Linked DNA regions of Homo sapiens: region 2 is linked to region 1. Evidence: chromatin loops called from intact Hi-C (ENCODE). Cell type or tissue: PC-9. All regions are shown on one strand. Links, peaks and the distances in the headings refer to the core of each region. The heading gives the core; the rest is flanking DNA.

Evidence for each region. Peaks named below come from ENCODE experiments on the same cell type or tissue, not always from the same donor. Only the 100,000 strongest peaks of a DNase experiment are listed, where the experiment ranks them.
Region 2: a loop joins it to region 1, with 3 times the contacts of the local background. A loop is called at or near these places in 5 of 110 quality-filtered maps.

The regions. Positions count from the first base shown.
Region 1 is chr1:205,914,638-205,924,247 of GRCh38, reverse strand. It overlaps SLC26A9 (solute carrier family 26 member 9), which reads left to right. Exons shown (of 21, transcript NM_052934.4): 14 at 635-704; 15 at 821-913; 16 at 1,053-1,166; 17 at 2,401-2,682; 18 at 4,018-4,072; 19 at 5,263-5,408; 20 at 6,894-6,965; 21 at 8,844-9,610. The coding sequence ends at 8,891. Among named protein-coding and RNA genes, the nearest start is that of SLC26A9-AS1, 15 kb to the left of the region's middle. RefSeq lists enhancers at 3,153-3,683, 3,684-4,215. In PC-9, for the core only: CTCF peaks have their summits at 4,896 and 5,097 (motif pointing left); a DNase peak (open chromatin) is centred at 5,067.
Region 2 is chr1:205,580,465-205,590,074 of GRCh38, reverse strand. It overlaps SLC60A1 (solute carrier family 60 member 1), which reads right to left. Exons shown (of 10, transcript NM_181644.5): 3 at 9,154-9,414; 4 at 5,952-6,120; 5 at 5,084-5,199; 6 at 3,868-4,041. LOC124904491 (a long non-coding RNA gene) reads left to right here. Exons shown (of 3, transcript XR_007066823.1): 2 at 5,026-5,225; 3 at 7,900-9,155. Among named protein-coding and RNA genes, the nearest start is that of SLC60A1-AS1, 16 kb to the right of the region's middle. RefSeq lists enhancers at 3,014-3,804, 4,284-4,333. In PC-9, for the core only: a CTCF peak has its summit at 5,055 (motif pointing right); a DNase peak (open chromatin) is centred at 4,714.

The DNA of each region.
Region 1 (9,610 bases), core at 1,042-9,041:
CCAAAGAGAGCCCAACCCAGCCAGGACTGTGGGCACAGTCTGGGCTGTTTGACTTCCCATATCTTGAAAACCCCAGAGAAAGCCAGCATACTCTTGCTGGGGATGGCTGGGGAGAGGGCAGTGGCAGAGAAAGGAGGGCAAGGGCAGGTGGTGAGATTCAACATCCTTCCAAAGACATTGCCAGAACCCCAAACCAAATGGGACCCCACCCCAGGAGAGCGCCAGGGTGGAAGACAGAAGCTGTGTTCTACACACTGGGAGTATTACAGAGAAGGGGTCTTGGCCCAGGCAGGGAGTACGCTGAATGTTGGGGGAATCCTATCTTCTCTTCTTGAGAACTCAGAACAAGGAAATGATGACTTCAGGGCGACTCCCACCACTTCTCCCACCACTTCTCTCCCCTGCCCTGTGGTCTGGGAGCTATGTCAAGGACCTGCCTGTCATCCTCATAGTTATAGGAGGCCACAGGCCACCAGACATGTGTCTCCAGTGCAAAAAGACAGACACAGCAAGTCTGGGGGTGAGGACAGGACCCCATCCTACCTTGGCTCTGCCCCCGCCCCAGCAGGGGCACCCTTCCAGGCCCATGTGCCATTAGCATTCTCTTATGTTTTTCTCTTCCTGCTTCATCCAGTCGAAATGGCTATGCACTGGCCCAGGTCATGGACACTGACATTTATGTGAATCCCAAGACCTATAATAGGGTAGGTAATTCAAGCTTATGACCTCCTTCTTTTGCTCTGCACCACCCCAAGAAGAGGTTGCTTTTTAAAGCCAATAAAGACATTTCTGCAACTTGAGCTCAGTCTCCCTGTCACAGGCCCAGGATATCCAGGGGATTAAAATCATCACGTACTGCTCCCCTCTCTACTTTGCCAACTCAGAGATCTTCAGGCAAAAGGTCATCGCCAAGGTAAGGCTCAGTCCCTGGCGACCAGAGGCTCTGGACAGAGAGTGGCCGGAAAATGGAAGCAGAAGGGCGGTGGGAGCTGAGAATAGGCCACTCCCATAGAGGGTGGAGGTCAAGATTGCTGTTGGCTCTCTCCCTGCAGACAGGCATGGACCCCCAGAAAGTATTACTAGCCAAGCAAAAATACCTCAAGAAGCAGGAGAAGCGGAGAATGAGGCCCACACAACAGAGGAGGTCTCTATTCATGAAAACCAAGGTGAATGAAGGCCAGAAGCAGCCCCGTGCCCTGCTCTCCTGCCCATTCTGATACTGCCCCCTGTTACTCATGGTACCCTGGGGGCCCCGCTTCCCACCCTGACAGGCAAAGACAGAAAGTCTCTGGGAACACTGCCTGGTGGCCGCTGGGCATTTTTCTTCTTTTTTTTCTTTTTCTTTTTAGAGATGGAATTTTGCTCTTGTCACCCAGGCTTGAGTGCAATGGCGTTATCTTGGCTCACTGCAACCTCCACCTCTGGGGTTCAAGCGATTCTCCTGCCTTAGCCTCCCAAGTCGCTGAGATTACAGGTGCCACCACACCCAGCTAATTTTTGTATTTTTAGTAGATATTGGGTTTCACCATGTTGGCCAGGCTGGTGTCAAACTCCTGACCTCAGGTGATCCACCTACCTTAGCCTTCCAAAGTGCTGGGATTACAAGCCTGAGCCACTGCGCCCAGCCTGGGCATTTTTCTTCTTGGATGAGGTGCTACCATCTCCCAGGGAAGCCACTGAACCCCCAAGGCCCTTCTCCATTTTCTGGCTAAGATAGGACATGGCCCATGGACTTTTGAACAACCCAGAGGGGGAACAGCAGTGAATTTCCTGGGGAACCCAGGCAGCCCAGGGCTAGCAAGGCTGGGGTGGCCATGGCAGTAATCCTTGTAATCCCAGCACTTTAGGAGGCCGAGATGGGAGAATCACTCTCATGAGTTCAGGAGTTCGAGACCAGCCTGCCCAACGTGGCGAAACGCTGTCTCTACTAAAAATACACAAAAATTAGCCAGGCGTGGTGGTGGGCACCTGTAATCCCAGCTACTCAGGAGGCTGAGGCACGAGAATCACTTGAACCCGGGAGGCAGAGGTTGCAGTGAGCCGAGATAGTGCCACTGCACTCCAGCCTAGGCAACAGAGGGAGACTCTGTCTCAAGAAATAAAGGAGCTCAGTGTCCCCGGAGGGGCTTTCTCCCAGAGAGAGTGGGCTTGAGGCTTCAGTGCCTCTCTTGGCTGGGTCCTCTGACTTTGTCTGGGTTGTAGGAGACCAAGTTTGCAGGCCCTGCCTAAGAAAGGGCTTTGGGAGAGGCCTCTCTGGTGGAGCTTTCAGGGTCTGTGTTCACCATCACCGAGGCGAGTTATTCCCCTACACCTACACCCTCCATGCCCCTGCTTCAGTCACAGCAAGGTCTGGCTCAGTCTGGTGGTCCCTGACTCTGCCCACTGTCCCCACCCTTCCAGACTGTCTCCCTGCAGGAGCTGCAGCAGGACTTTGAGAATGCGCCCCCCACCGACCCCAACAACAACCAGACCCCGGCTAACGGCACCAGCGTGTCCTATATCACCTTCAGCCCTGACAGCTCCTCACCTGCCCAGAGTGAGCCACCAGCCTCCGCTGAGGCCCCCGGCGAGCCCAGTGACATGCTGGCCAGCGTCCCACCCTTCGTCACCTTCCACACCCTCATCCTGGACATGAGTGGAGTCAGCTTCGTGGACTTGATGGGCATCAAGGCCCTGGCCAAGGTGAGGCCCTCGGGAACAGCAAGCACCACCCACTCCACCCCCTCCGCTCTGCTCTCCACATTCCCTTTCCTGGGAGCCCTCATTTCAGGAAGCTGAGGGAGGAAGCTCACTGGGGAGACTAACAGCTCCTAGGAATCCCTCCTTTCCCCAGACGCCACCAGGTTGAGACATTCTCCACAGAGCAGGCCCAGACGGCCCATGACAATGAGTGGCGGGACAAGTCTACCAGAGTTTCAGGCCCCTGTGCTCCCAACACCCCCAGCAGTGGCCATCCCAAGTCCCTCTCAGCCATCAGGAACCCACCCAGGTTCTCTGAGGAGGGTCCGGTTTGGCTCCTGGTTCATGATCTGCTGCCCTTGTCCCTCATTCACCGGCCACCCTAGGACAGGAGAAGGAATAATACCAGTGCCCCACACCATCAGGCCAAACAGAGAGCCCACGGGACACCTTGAATGAATGTATCCATCTGATAACTTTCCAGCAGCCACCGCCAATGGCGGGAGTCAGCAAACCTCAGAGCTGGCTCAGATAGAGGCAAGCCAGGGGAACAATGGGCACAGAGAGTGTTCGGACTGCCTTCACCATCAACCAGGCGCAGGGCAGGCCCCATACCCAGCCTTGGGCCTCAGCCGGCTTCCTTAGCCAGGATCTGGAGTCCAGGCCAGCCTTGGCTGAAGCTCTAGACTCCCTGAGCCTCCATCCTCCCCTGCAGCTTCTGTCTGAAGCCACAAAGAAGTCTGAGAATCTAAGCTACTGAAAGAAAAGATCAGCCGGGCGTGGTGGCTCACTCCTGTAATCCCAGCACTTTGGGAGGCCAAGGCAGGTGGATCACAAGGTCAGGAGTTCAAGACCAGCCTGGCCAACATGGTGAAACCCCGCCTCTACTAAAAATACAAAAATTAGCCAGGTGTGGTGACGGGCCCCTGTAGTCCCAGCTACTCGGTAGGCTGAGGCAGAGAATTGCTTGAACCCAGGAGGCGGAGGTTGCAGCGAGCCAAGATCACGCCACTGCACTCCAGCCTGGGCAACAGAGTGAAACTCCATCTCAAAAGAAAAAAAAAGAAAATATCTAGCCCCACAAGAAGGGGCCATGGTGACTTTAAGTGCCCGCCACGTTGGCAAAAGTCCATTTCCGCTCCACTTCCCAGAGAAACCGTCAGCCAACACTCCAGGGAGAAGTGGTGTGCTTTGCTGCTATTTTTGTCTTTGGCTGCTGGGCTCTCAGGGTTGCTTATTTGTTTGGCTTCCCCTCTGAAGTACGTTTTGTGAATCACTTTTGAGACCCACTCAGAACATTCCTTTCCTTTTGCCTCCCTACCCCAACAACACTTCTAGCTGAGCTCCACCTATGGGAAGATCGGCGTGAAGGTCTTCTTGGTGAACATCCATGGTAAGAGAAAGAGGACATTTAGGGACTGAAAGACTGGCAAGGAGTGTGGGGTAGGAACAGGTTGGTGGGGTCTGAATAGTGAGGAGGTTGGAAACGAGAGCACCCAGCTATCCCCCACAAGCTGCTGCCTGCTCATAAAAGCTTCAGGTACAAGTCCAAAGAGACTGGTCAGATTGCATAAACATCCTAGGGGCCTTAGTGACAGAGTGGGGGTGAGGAGGTCATGGAGTTACAGAAGGACAGCTAGGATTCTAATCTACCCCATAACTAATTTGCCACGTATCCTTGGCCGAGTCACTTTATCTCTCAAGGGATCTATTTCTACCTATGTAAAACGAGAGGGTTGACTAGATGGATTTGGGGATCCTCTCCCAATCAGAAACTCTGTGAATCGATATAGGCATAGAGCACACGGTACCCTAATTCCCCAGGGAACATATAAATATGCAGTTTTGTAGGCATACAGCCTCCAAAGGGTGCATATACACAGCCTCAAGGACGTGGCCACAGGGCAGCAGACATTTACATGACTAGCATGTACGCAAAGTGCAGAGATGTGGGAGCAAGTGCACACAGACACACAGGAGAATGTGAAGGGGCACATACACACACACCCAGCTCCCTGCACTGGGTCAGACCCCCTCCAGCAGGGCTGCAGTTCCCAAGCTCCGCATGGCCACGTTCGGGGAGAGAATCTGCAGTGGCAATGACCTGCTATGATATGTTCTGGAGTTAGAAGCAGTGGATTCTCCCCAACCTCACTGGACACCCCCTCAGGAAACCATCTCTAGGATTAAGAGTAATCCACACAAACTTCCAATGCCACACATTGGAAGTTGCTGGAAAGGTCTGGGAAAACAAGAGGAAGGATGGGTCCTTGGGGGATAGAACTGGCAGCGGCCTCTTCAAGGATGGCTTAGGCTTTTCCACTCGAATCACCACAAAGTACTGACTCCCTAAATCAAACTGCTTCCTTCTGCTCTGGGTTGAAACTTCAGCATCCTCAAGTTCATGTTGCCCTCTGCCGTCCAAAACTGATATTGCACTGCCAATGCCATGGCCCTCAGATACAGCAAGAGCTGGGACCTCAGGCCTCTCCCATCCCTGCTCTGGTCTCACTATCTTCCCCACCCCCAGCTCCAATCCACAATGGCTGTTATCTTTCTGAAGGTGATCTTTTCTCCTTCTAGCCCAGGTGTACAATGACATTAGCCATGGAGGCGTCTTTGAGGATGGGAGTCTAGAATGCAAGCACGTCTTTCCCAGCATACATGACGCAGTCCTCTTTGCCCAGGCAAATGCTAGAGACGTGACCCCAGGACACAACTTCCAAGGGGTAAGGTTCTTGCACCTGGGGAATCCTAGGCTCCAAGGCACTGAAATAGCAGGACCAAGAGGCATTATTAGAAAGAACACAGGAGAAGGTTTAAGTTCCAATATCAAGTCTGCCATTTCAGTTTTCTGAATCTGTTTCCTTATCTATAGAATGAGCACCATCAACTAACATTACCTACCTCTCTGCATTTTTCTTTTATTTTGTTTTAGGGTTAAATGATAATTACATCTTTTGTGTCACTTGAAAGCACTTTGTGTATTGTAAAAATTCTTTATCAATATAAGTTTTCTGGTTGCACAAACACCCAAAGCATAGTAGAGCAGGCCCACTCTGCTGGCATCGTTCCCTGCCTCCTCCTCATCTCTTTCTAAAGGGGGCTTTCGGGAAGGGAGGGGAGGGGAGTAAGCCTACCCATTTTAACTTACCGGAGCTTAGAGATTTCAGGCTGGTGAGGGATAAAGAGATTGGGTCTGAGTTTTGTCTCAGCTTTTTGACATTTAATTTACTAGCTCAGTAAGTTACAAATGGGATACAAATAACACCATCTAAAACTCCAGAAGACTGGGGAGTCAGAAAAAGCCTACCTCCTTGGGGTCCCTGCCCAGATCCCCAGTCATCTCTAGCCCTCAGGGTCCCCTCCCAGCTCAGCTCCTGCCCTTGGCCTCCCAAGACTCTTGTTGTGCCCCAGCCCTGGGTAAAAACCTCCCCTGCCCTCTGTGGGTCATAAGAAAGGCTTTTCTGGCCCTAGAGCAATGATTTGCTCTTTGCCTTAAGAGACTGATGAAGGTGAAACCATCTGTTCTAAGTGCTGAAAGACTGCCCAGGAACACACAGGGCGCTGGCTCCTGCCCTCCATGCCTAGAGGGAAACCCTGGGGAAACAACGGGCTTTCCTGCTTCGTGAATTTGTCCGCAGAGCAAAGAGGGAGATTCTGGAGGAAGCTGCATTAGTTGTTAGTGCCCTAATCATGTTCAGCTACTCTAGTTGGTATGTATACTTGATTAGTCATAGACTTATAAATAATTTATATTTTATATAATATATACTTACATATTATAGACCATTCACAGATACAAATCACACACATAAACACACACCTTTTCAACAGCATTGTGAGGGACAAAGCAGGCAAAGTGAGGCTGGTTATCAGACTTGAACAGATTAGAAAATATATTCCCAGGAGGACAGGAATTCCCCAAGGTCAGGCAGCTAGCCAATAGTTTTTCTAAGCTGAGTAAAACCTTCCCTGCCTCTAACGGCCCACAAAGGAGGGAAGACCGCGATACACACCTGTCTGGTATAAGGGGGAAGACCACAGCCGTGCTGTTTTTGTGAGGCAGGTAAGGGAAGGGGCAAGAGGATAAGTCATGTGTCAGGAAGCAGCGTCCAACCAGAGCCGGCCACCTGTCCCTTTTCCTGCCACCATGCACCAACTTTGCTGTTCAGTCACTGAAGCTCATTCTGCACTGGCTTCCTCCCTTCCAGGCTCCAGGGGATGCTGAGCTCTCCTTGTACGACTCAGAGGAGGACATTCGCAGCTACTGGGACTTAGAGCAGGTGAGCTGAGGGAAGGGGCTGTGAGGGTGGGAGCAGGGCGAAGAGGGGAAGGATGGGGTCGCTGTCAAATACAAGGCGTTCACTCAGCTGTCTCACCTCCAGCCCAGAGCAGTCACATTCAAGGCCACAAAGATTTGTGGTCATCTTTGTTTTTTTTCTTTTCCTTTTCTTTTTTTTTTTTTTTTAATTTGAGACAAAGTCTCACTCTATCACCCAGACTGGAATGCAGTGGCATGATCTCAGCTCACTGCAACCTCTGCCTCCCGGGTTCCAGAGGTTCTCCTGCCTCAGCCTCCCGAGTAGCTGGGACTTCAGGCCTGCGCCCAGCTAATTTTTGTATTTTTAGTAGAGACAGCTTTTCACCATGTTGGCTGGGCTGGTCTCGAACTTCCGATCTCAAGCAATCTGCCTGCCTCGGTCTCCTAAGTGCCTGGATTACAGGCATAAGCCACGATGCCTGGCCTTTGTTTTCATTCTTCTCACTCCCTGAAAGTTATCGTGGGGAGAGGGTGAGTCACTGGACCAAGTCCTAGAGAACCAGTATCTATTCTTATTCTCCAACACATCACCCACGTGACCCTGAGCAAGCCACATACACCCTGGGCCCTAGTTTTTATCATCTGTGAAATTAGGGGAAACATAGGTAATACCTGTCCCATCCACCACACAAGATTGGCAGGGCAGTCACTTGTTCTTTCATTAATTCAGCAGGTATTTATGGCGTACCTACTGTTTGCCTGACACAGTTCAGGATGGGCACATAGCAGTGAGCAAAACAAAGGCCTCTGCCTTTTAGAAACTTACGTTATGGTAGAATAGATGGATTCTGGGTCTACAAATGAATTATTATTGCATGTGGACAAGCCTTAAGAACTAAAAAATATGTGGCTGGGTGCAATGGTTCACACCTGTAATCCCAGCACTTTGGGAGGCTGAGGTGGGCGGACCACCTGAGGTCAGGAGTTTGAGACCAGCCTGGCCAACATGGCGAAACCCCGTCTCTACTAAAAGCACAAAAATTAGCCAGGCGTAGTGGTGCATGCCTGTAGTCCCAGCTACTCGGAAGTCTGAGGCATGAGAATCACTTGAACCTGGGAGGCAGATGTTGCAGTGAGCCGAGATCGTGCCACTGCACTCCAGCTTGGGTGACAGAGCTAGACTGTCTCAAAAACAAACAAAACAAAACCTAAAAGATATGTGGATATGAGGGATCACCATCCCCATAGGGCCCCTGGATTAACACCACCCCACCAATGCCCTGAATTAAAAGAAACCAGATGACTAGGTTTGGAGAAATCTGGCTTTGGGTCTATGAGAAGTAGTGTCTCTCTTTGTGCCTCTTCCCATTCTTTTTGACATTGAGCTCCATGGTGCTCTGAATCCGTCTCTCACAGTGCTGATGGCAGGTGGGACAGATTAGAAAATAGAGCTGGAGCCACAGAGATTTGGCAGACTGATTTCGGTGCCCTCTTGGAATCTCCAGCACATTCCAAAAAGCCTGGATAGGACCAAAATAGCTTATCAACGTGAGAAAGGACTTCAGAGCTTGTCTACTGCCAACCCTCATTTTACCCAATGAGGAAAGTGAAGCTATTAGGGGGCGAGGGACACGTGGAAGGTCACACAGCACACAGGAGGTGATTCACATGTAGATTTCAGCACCTGCTCCTGCCACGCTGGACTGGTTCACCTCCTAGGCTGACCCTGCCTCTCCCCTGTTCACACACACTCTCGCACACACACACACACACACACACACACACAGGTGCTTTGTTCTGGCCAGGGGTTCCTAGGGTCACCTCTTGGTTGCAGCCACTGTGACCCCAACTGGTCTAACCTCTCTCTTCCCCTCCCACTTCCTTCCTGTGGTTCCTGCAGGAGATGTTCGGGAGCATGTTTCACGCAGAGACCCTGACCGCCCTGTGAGGGCTCAGCCAGTCCTCATGCTGCCTACAGAGTGCCTGGCACTTGGGACTTCCATAAAGGATGAGCCTGGGGTCACAGGGGGTGTCGGGCGGAGGAAAGTGCATCCCCCAGAGCTTGGGTTCCTCTCTCCTCTCCCCCTCTCTCCTCCCTTCCTTCCCTCCCCGCATCTCCAGAGAGAGCCTCTCAGCAGCAGGGGGGTGCTACCCTTACAGGAGTGAGAGTCTGGTGAGCCCACTCTTCACCCGTCAGGCCCTGGCCGCAATGGACAAGCCTCCTGCTCACTCCACCCCACCCACCTCTGCCCTGTCCTTGGCAGCTGAAGGACACCTTGACTTCCAGCTTTTACGAGTGAGCCAAAAACAGAAGGACAAGTACAACTGTGCTGGCCTGCTGTACAAGCTTCAAAAAGTGTCCCAGAGCCCACACGGCTCGGTGTCAGATGGTGTCAGGCTGTCACGGACATAGGGATAAACTTGGTTAGGACTCTGGCTTGCCTTCCCCAGCTGCCTCAACTCTGTCTCTGGCAGCTCTGCACCCAGGGACCATGTGCTCTCCACACCCAGGAGTCTAGGCCTTGGTAACTATGCGCCCCCCCTCCATCATCCCCAAGGCTGCCCAAACCACCACTGCTGTCAGCAAGCACATCAGACTCTAGCCTGGACAGTGGCCAGGACCGTCGAGACCACCAGAGCTACCTCCCCGGGGACAGCCCACTAAGG
Region 2 (9,610 bases), core at 741-8,740, 330 kb after region 1:
TAGACTCTTAATTTCCTCTGCCAATCCTACTCCTGCACACATCAAGTGAGGGCATCCCAGTCATGCAGTTGCTCAAGTCCTGTGTCTAAGGTCCTTGATTCCTCCTTTCCTTACCTCCCACACCTGGGTCAGCAACAAGTCCTGTCCACACCATCTCAAAAAACATGTTCGATCCTTGTACTGCTCCAGATCCATCCAGACCACCCCATCCCAGCCACCTCCCTCTTGCGCCTGGACTACAATAACAGACAGTCTGTGTTTGACTCTTGCCAGCTACAGTCTGTTCTTCCACACTGGAGTGCACTTTTAAAATGCAGTGCAAGTGGCTGGAGATGGTGGCTCCTGTCTAGTTCTACCACTTTGGTAGGCTGAGGCAGGAAGGATCGCTTGGGCCCAGGAGTTCAAGACCAGCCTGGGCAACATAGTGAGACCCTGTCTCTCTAAAAAAAACAATAATAAATTTTAAAAATGCAATGCAAGCTATGTTAGATGGAAATGTGAAACATCACGGGGCACCTGTATAAGTGTCGTTTACTTCATAGCATGAATAAATGTATCTGTGAGATGCAAAAAAATAAAAAGAAAAAAGAAAATGCAACGCAGACCTGCTTAAAACCTATTGGCTTCCTGCCCACTTAGAATAAAATTCAAAGCCCACCTTACAAAACCCTGAGGATGTAGCCCCTGTTTACTTCCCCATCCTCATCTTTTTCTGCTCCCGATCCCCCACCCTGCCTACCGTGCTCCCCCCAAGTTAGCCTCCTAGCCCCTAACCCAGGCCTTTGAACACGGGCCTTTGAACTTCAGCCAGGCCTGCTCACCTCCTGCCTTCAGGGGCTGGCACCTTCTTAATATTCAGTGTTCAACTTAGGAGCCTGGGACAGATGCCGGGGTTTGGAAGCCGCCACTCCTGCTCCTCTTCTTCCACCTGGCTACCCCATGTACAAACCACATGCATTTCCAGCCATGCCTCAAAGACCGTCACCCTGAAAATCCCTAAATTTGGGGAAGTTTGAAAGACACCCGAGTCTTATTTTAGCCTTGGTGATAGAAGACTAACCAGGACGAACTATCAGCTCCACCAACTCTCTTCCCACGCAGTGTGGCCCCTGCCTCAGCCAGTGACTCAGTCTGGTACTGAGCCTGCATCCCCACTGCCTACACCCTCACCCTCCATCTGTGCTGGGGCACACTGCCCTCCTCTGGCCGGCCGTAAGCTCCCTGGAAGCAAGAACCTTGTCTTCCAGAACTTGGCGGCCTGCAGTTTGCAGCAGGGCTTTGCACATAGCACAAACATACTAAGTCAGGAAGTAGCTGTTGAGCTCCAGGAGAATGCTGAGAACAGGGTGGCCATTAATTTAACCTAGAGAGGAATACTCGGAAGTAGTCACAGTGAATATGACACAGGCACTTCACATCTACACAGGAGAGGCTTGCTCAGGGCCACTCAGCTGCAGTTCCCAAACAGGGTGCCCACAAAAGCAGCTGGAAAGCTTCCAAAACAACCCAGAGGCCCAGGCTCTTCTCCATACCTCCTAAATTAGAATCTCTGGGGTAGGGGTCCATGATCCTATTTTCTCTTTCTTTTTTTTTTTTTTTTTTTTTGATTTGAAGTCTTGCTCTGTCTCTCAGGCTGGAGGGCAGTGGCACCATTTCAGCTCACTGCAACCTCTGCCTGCTAGGTTCAAGTGATTCTCCTGCCTCAGCCTCCTGAGTAGTTGGGATTACAGGCAGGCGCCACCACGCCCGGCTAATTTTTGTATTTTTAGTAGAGATGGGGTATCACCATGTTGGTCAGGCTGGTCTCGAACTCCTGACCTCATGATCCACCCGCCTCGGCCTCCCAAAGTTCTGGGATTACAGGTGTGAGCCACCGCGCCTGGCCTTTTCATGATCCTATTTTCAAAAAGCAGCTCCAGTGAATCTAATGTATTTGGGAGTCACTTGTTCTAGGACAGTGTTTTCCTGAGCTTGCTGGATGATGTAATTCCCCTGGGGTATTTGTTTAATTTATAGATTGCTATGCCTCCTCCTGGACATTCGGATTCACTCAGTCTGGGTTGGGCCCAGGAACCTGATTTTCCTTTTTAAAACCCAGCACTCCAGGTGAGTGTCTATGGGCAATGCCTAACATATGTGGATGCTTCAGACCTTTATTTTCCCAAACCCAGATTTCCACCCACTCTCCTCTGTCTTAGCAATTGGCCTTGTGTCTGACCTAGACAGGGAAGCCAGGGCTGGCCCCATGTCTGTGCCCTTCCTCTTCTGGAACCTTTCCCCTTTGACATCGTTTCGCCCCAACTCCATGGACAGGGGCCTTCCTCCTTGCTGAGCTTAGAGCCTCCTCCACTCCCGCTCTCCATCCCACCTCCCCTCTGTCAGGGCCTTCCTCACTCGGTTACTCTCTCACAATGGTATTTTCACAGACTCCTCCTCCTAATAGGTGTCCTCCCTTTATCCTCTACTATAAGCAGGCCCATACCACCCTGAGTCCTGCAGAACACAACTCCCTTCAACTCAAAAATATTTACAAAGAGAAATGCAAATTCCTCCACTGCTCATCTCCCTCTCACCCTCAACCTCTTGCGTTTGGGTTTATCACCTACCTCCCATCTACATTGAACTGAAATTTCTTTCTTGGGGGTCAACTGGCACGAGGTCAAATCCAAAGGCCTTTCTTGGGGATCATGATCTTTGTCTCTGAAACTGCAACCTTATGTCCAAACCCGCTCTCTGCTAGAAATTCAACCAAGGAAATGCTTTCTTACCTGGACTTAGTACCCTCATTGGGCTACTTGGAAAGGTAGTGAGTTGCAGTTACTAGAGGTGTTTAAGCAGACAGTGAACCCCTTGGAAGGGATGTTATAGATAGAGGTGGCTCAAGCCTGATGGGAGGTTGGACTAGACAATTTGGCAGAAGTCTGTAATGTGGACCCCTGTGTCATGGATGGTGACCTGGATGGACACACCAAGGCAAGGGTCTTAACCCACTGCTCAGGCCCAGACCTCCTGCCTCCTAGGCAGATCAGTTCCTTGAAGGTCATCCTCCATGTCCTGCCTACTTAAGAATCACCTAGCGCTAGGCAGAGTGGCTTACTCCTGTAATCCCAGCACTTTGGGAGGCCGAGGCGGGTGGATCATTAAGAGGTCAGGAGTTCAAGACCAGCCTGGCCAACGTGGTGAAACCCCATCACCATTAAAAATACAAAAATTAGCCAGGCATGGTGGTAGGCACCTGTCATCCCAGTTACTTGGGAGGCTGAGGCAGGAGAATCACTTGAACCTGGGAGACAGAGGTTGCAGTGAGCTGAGATCACACCACTGTGCTCCATCCTGGGTGACAAAGGGAGACCCTATCTCAAAAAAAAAAAAAAAGAGTCACCTAGGAGAGCTACCAAATGCAAATCCCCAGGCCCCAGCCCAGAGGCAGTGATTCCGACGGTTGTGGGATCCCTGGCCTCCACAGCTTTCCACTGACTGGAGGGCTCTGAGCAGCTGGGCACCAAGGTAAACACAGGAGGACCAGGGCCAGCACTGGCTTTCCTCACGCTCATAGCCAGTTGTTGGCTGGGATGGGCTCCACACACTGCAGCCAGCACCTCCTACAGACCTTTCCTTTTATGTTTTAAGGGTATAAGATCAGCAGCCCAGAGAGGGGAAGGGACTTTTCATGGTCACCCAGGTAGGCTCCACCTCCCAGGCTCCCACCCCTTCCTCGTCATCCTCTCTCTCCTCTCTTCCCTCTACTCCTGAGTTCCCATCCTGCTGGCAGAATGTAGGCCTGGGCAAACGTCCTGGGGTAGGGCCAGGAGGAGGCGGCTTCTCCTGGGTCTCTCAGAAGAGAGAGGAGGCTATTCAGCTGCTTACCACGTTGATGAAAACCATGGTGGCCGGCTTCATTCTTGAGGATATGGGAATGGAGAGGAGCCGGCCCAGTGTGATGAAGCCCCAGAAGAGGCTGGGGAGGTAGCCAGCCACCTTGTGTCCCACAGACAGGGGCTTCTCCACAGCATAGCTGTACACGAAGGCGGAATAGGCACCCTGTGGAGAGACCGGGCGCTGTTGAGCACACCTGCAGCCCAGCCAGACAATGACCCTCACAAAGGGAGCCCAGGCTGGGCAGGTGTGGGGAGGGCAGAGGGAGGACTGCCTGTTCCCACTCCCAGAGGCTCAGCCAGGGCTGGGCTTGGAGTCAAGGCCACACTACACACTTGGCTCAAGCTGAGGACAGAAGCTGGGGTGCCTTAGCTTACAGACTGCACTGTGGAGACCTAGGGGTTCCAGAGAGGTGGCTCTGGATCTCCATGGGAGTGCCCGCAGGGCCTGGGCAGACAGGCACTGCTCCCCACTTCAACCAGAGCAGAACATGACTTAAAAAAAAAAAAAAAGGTGTGTGCAAGCATCTGGTTTTACAGATGAGAAAGCAGACAGAAGTGACTTGCCCGAGGTCACACCCAGTGCTGGAAGTCAACCAGTACTGTCACGAGTACTTTCCACCAGGTCATCTAAGTTTTTAGGGCTTTTTCTCTGGAGAGGTCATCATATGGCAATCAGTTGATCAGCCATTCACGACTGCCCTAATATAATCCTAAGAAGTTTCTGGAAAAAGGTGCTAACTAATGTAACAGAGGTCACTAGTGGCATGAACAGCTGGGCCTAAATTCCACCTGAAGCTTGTTTACAACACTGGCTCGAGACACCCAGGTTTGTAATGTATTCCAGGAAGCAAAGTACCCTGTTTATATAGCATGACCTCTAATTGGGGAATAGGGCACCACCCCTTTAAAAAATGCAGGTAGCCTGTCCTTGACAACAGACCAGTTAGGCCCCTACCTATAGCATTAACAAAAATAAAACAAAAATAAAAAACAATTGGCCAAGACAGAAGCCCATAGTACCAACGTGCTGTGACTGATTCTGGAGACAGTCACCCTAGGACTTCAGATTAAATTTTTGAATCAAGTGTACTCCAGGAGAAGTCTCCAGGAAACCTTCATGCTCCTCTCTTTCTCTTGCCTTTCCCAGACTGGAGTCTGGGGGTGAAGGGTCCCCCAGTAGGGGGCGCCCTCTGAGGCAGGCTCACCGTCAACCCATCCGTCATGAACAGTACCAGGGCGCCCGTGATGTGGATGGCAAAGAAGGAATAAGGGGCTCCTCTGAGGTTCTTCCTTTGGCAGCAGCTGAACAGGTCCTCATGCCCTGCAGGAGGCACAGGAAGAACAGGGGTGAGTCTCAGCTTCTGCTCCCTCCCTCTGCATGTCCCAGGGCCGTGGCTGGCAGTCAGAAGAGCCCTGCAGGATGGGGCCCACTTACTGCCTCTACTTTCACGACCTTTCTGTTAGGAATAACCCCTGTCCATCTCCCAGTCTTGGTGGAGCCAAGGCTCAGAGAGGTCAGGTGACTTGCCCAAGGTAACAAAAGGCAAGGCTGAGCAGAATGGAGGGTGAAGTCAGAAGTCTGCCTTCCTCATTCTCTTGGTCAGGTTGCACCATCAGGGCCAAGATTTTCTTTTTTTTTTTTTTTTTTAAAAAAAAAAAGGACTATCACCTGTGGCCAGGCATGGTGGCTTACACCTATAATCCCAGCACTTTGGGAGGCCGAGGCAGATGGATCACCTGAGATCAGGAGTTTGAGACCAGCCTGGCCAACGTGGCGAAACCCCTTCTCTACTTTAAAAATACAAAAATTAGCCAGGTGTAGTGGCATGTGACTGTAATCCCCGCAACTTGGGAGGCTGAGACAGGAGAATCGCTTGAACCTGGGAGGCGGAGGTTGCAATGAGCCGAGATTGCACCACTGCACTCCAGCCTGGGCGACGAGAGTGAAACTCTGTCTCAAAAAAAAAAAAAAAAAAAATCACCTGTGATCTAGGTTCACTCTCTCTGGGAGAGGGGTTACCAAGGAAGCCTCAACATGAGGCTGTGAGGATGCAGATTCATTAGAGCCCCTACCTAGGTGTGACTGAAACTTTGGGGGCAGTGAGGAGGCATCTTCCTTCTCAGGAGGCTGTGTCTCCAAGGCAAGCTCATCAGCAGACAGAAGCAGGGGCCTCCTCTGGGGACAGCAGGTCAGCAGCCGCTCCTTGGACAGCAGCATCAGCACAGCCATGGGCACTGGAAGCTGGGGAGCAGGCAGAGGGTCAGGAGAGCCCTGCCCTGAAGCTCCCCCTTCCCACGCCTGGCCTCTGCACACACTGCATGTGCATAGTCCTGGGAGAAGACAGCTCTTTTCTAAGGGTGCCCAGCTAAAAGCTGAGCCATCCCAACCTAAGAAGCCAGGTGCCTTGACCAAGGTAGGAGTGGGGAGGCCTGCTGTAATTGCTGCCTGATCACCATACTCGCGTCCCTGAAAAGACAGATATTTGTCGCATGCAAAGCTTAGACTCAAACTCTCTGCTGGCCCAGGAGAGGTGCTGGGAGTAAGCTTGCTGGAGTGTCACACCTCACACTCCTTCATGCTGGTGGGTTGCGTGATGCTTTACAAAGCAGCTTTGCTTTTGGGCATCACATCTCTACAAAACATGCTGGGGGATGTTATCACTTAGTCGTAACCTGTTAGAACTGGAAGAGATCTGAGGGGTAAACTAGAGACTGAGAGACTGCCCTGGTCACACAGTGGACTTGGGGCAAAGCCAGAATGGAGCCTGGCATCCTGATCCTTCCAGTGCTGTCTCTACCTAAGGAGATGCCTTGGTGATGTTGATCCTAGCAGGGCACAGAGGCTCTTCTCAGGGGCTTGAAAACAAAAACATGATCTCCTTTTGATTGAGAAATACATGTTTACGAACAGCCTGTACACATAAGCCCTATGTTCAGTTTGCTGCTATTTATGCTAAATCGGAACTCCTTCAGAGCAGTGGGAAATGGCTCCTGCTTCTGAGGTTGCCTGGGGAAGCCTCCACCACCTCCCTCAGGGGCCCCTGCTTGTGTCTCACCACCCTGGTTGCCAGGAAGTACCGCATCAAGTCTAACTATTGTCCTTCTTGCTGCAACTTCAGCCCAGTTCCTTTCACTTAGGAAAGACAGGAAGCCCAGGGAGCTGCAGATGTCTCCCAGAGGCTGGTGAGAGCGCCCAGCTATTGGGCTCTTCCTGGCCCACGGGAGAGGCATAGGATAGAGATGGAAGGCTGGCAGACTGCCAGCCCCTGCCTGGTGGTGTTCTGGGGGAGCCCTTCCCTGCCCCTGGAGGCAGGCTGGCTCTCACCAGTATTTCCTCAAGTCACCTAACAGGAGTGAAAGACAAAAACCACCCCTGTGTTGGCACCTCCCTATGGTGACCTTGGGAGCCTTTCTGCACACTCAAAAAGAAGTCAAGGTCAGACATGGCCCCTGGCAGTCAGGCCTGAGTGGGGAGAGAACAGCCCCTGCTGAGCCCTAATGGGGGAGACACAGCCCTTCCTCCAGTGTGAGGGGGGAAACAGGAAACCCACCCACAGAGGCCTGTAGTGGCAGAGTGCCTGAGTGAAGGCCAAGTGGAAACAGCTGTACAAGAGGCGTGATCGCTCAGGTGGGGCTTTCCAGGGAGGTGGGTGCTGGGAAGGGCTTCACAGAGGATTGGCTGGCATTGCTGGCAGGAACACACCCAATTTTATAAGAATTCCATTCAGGGAAGGCAGCCCCACCTTAAAAGTCAGAGAAGGGCAGGTGGGGTGCACATGTGTGTGTGCGTGTGCACCCACATGAGTACATGCACAGCCCATCTTCCTCCGTGCTGGACTGTTTATTTTCAGACACAAACCAATAGAAAAAGTCCGGAAATCCTGCAGCAAACAAAGTCCCTCCAGCCTGCACTTCATGGGGCAAGAGAGAACAAACCTCGGGCTTAAGCCGGACCTTCCGGCTTCCTGGTCTGGGAGTCTCAGCCTAGAGGTTCTACTGACACTGCTCCTTTCCTTCGCAGGTCTCTCCTGGAAGGAACGGGCCCAAAGCCGCATTCTTTCCAAAACAATGGATGGGCATGGGCTGAAAAGGGAAGGAGCAGACGGAGAGGGTGGGTTTATGAGAGCCCCCAGAGGAGATTCGGGCCAGGGAAAGGAAATCTACAAAGGAAAGGAAGGAAAAGGACTGGTGATGAGGGGGCAGCAGGTAGATGGTCTATGCTGAGGGTCAGGGCTTCCAGCCGGGCTCAGCCTCCTATCAGTCCCTTGTCAGGGCTTTGAGCTGGTGATGGCATGACACCCCCACCCTTGCCCTGCTGCTCACTGGAATGGTGGTCTCAAAGGCTCCTTTCAGTGCTATGTGTGTGGCATATTCTGAGGCTCAGCAGCAGCTGGGCAGCTGCTCTAGTGCCTGAGTCCAGCCCACCTGCCCCAGGAGAGCTGAGAAGTCCACCTACTGCAAAGAGAGGCTCTAAGCCACCATGACAAGCAGCATGGTGCCTCCATCCCACAGCCAAGACAGTGGCCACTGTAATGCTCCCCACCCCCGGCCCAGGAGCCAGGGATGCTCTGGTGTTCCCGACAGTCCTCCCCAACCCAGGTGGATGGGGGTAGGGGGTCTCCCCACCTGACACTCTGGCTCCAGTCTGGGCTAACGTGAGAGATCCCAACTTGGGTTTGCAGAGCACCAGAGGAGGTTTCCAGCTGGAGGCCAGAGTCAGTGCTGACTTGGCAGGGGTGTACAAAGCGGGCCTCGGTATGTGACGCAGTCACGGGGTGAAGTGGTCTCTCGCTGTTCCCACCATAGGCTGCCTTGGCAGGCAGGGCCCTTCAGAGGTCATCTTGTCTGTCTCCTAGCCTCCACAGGAGCCCCTGACAGGAGGGCACAGGAGAATCCCACCATTGATGAAGGGACCCAGAGAAAAACCTTCCACTTCCTGCCGGGGTCTGTCCAGGGTCCACTTCATCTGGCCTTGGAGGAAAAAACTAGTTTCCCACAGAACCTCAGATAATTCGAAAGTTGACCCTGATTTTCACTGTGCTCAGCTCACTGTTTTACCCTCCTTGAGAACTGCAATCACAGGTCGCTGAAGGATGGTGGAGTAGTGCAGGGGATCCCGGGGAGGGTTTGTCCTCCCATCCTCCTGCCTCTGGGATGCACACCTCAGCCCCAGCACGTTTCTCAGCATCTGAAGAATCTTCACTGGGTGTGGGGTGGACTGGGATGTGTGGACTGTCCACTAGCTCCCTACCTGGCCCACCCCAGGGACACTCACATTGATGAGGGCCATGATCCAGAAGGCATAGGACACTCGGGTCCCTGCCCCGTCCTTTGGAGTCAGCCCTGGGAACGTCTGGTTGGACCAAGGCTTGGCATCTACGTGGTGCTGGCCCAGCACCCTGGAGACATGGAACAGGTGGCCTCGGGAGGTGGTGTTGGCCGTGCTATTGGCAGGCAAGCAGTTGGCCTCAGACAGGAAAGGGTCAGCAATAAGGGGGCTCAGCAGAGCACCAAAGCCCACGAAGAAATGGAGCACCTGGGGACAGAGGAGAGGTGGCGGGTGGGGGTGGGGGTCAGTCTTCAGCCCGGGGAAGTGGTGGCCTGGCCTCCGGTCCAGAGGACCCACACTGAGCCCCCTCCCCCAGCCCCACCCTCTGCCCCATGTAGGGGCTGTTGCCCAGCCCTGGAATGGGGAGCCATGGGTGCAGGAAGCAGGAGAGGTGAGGGGAGGT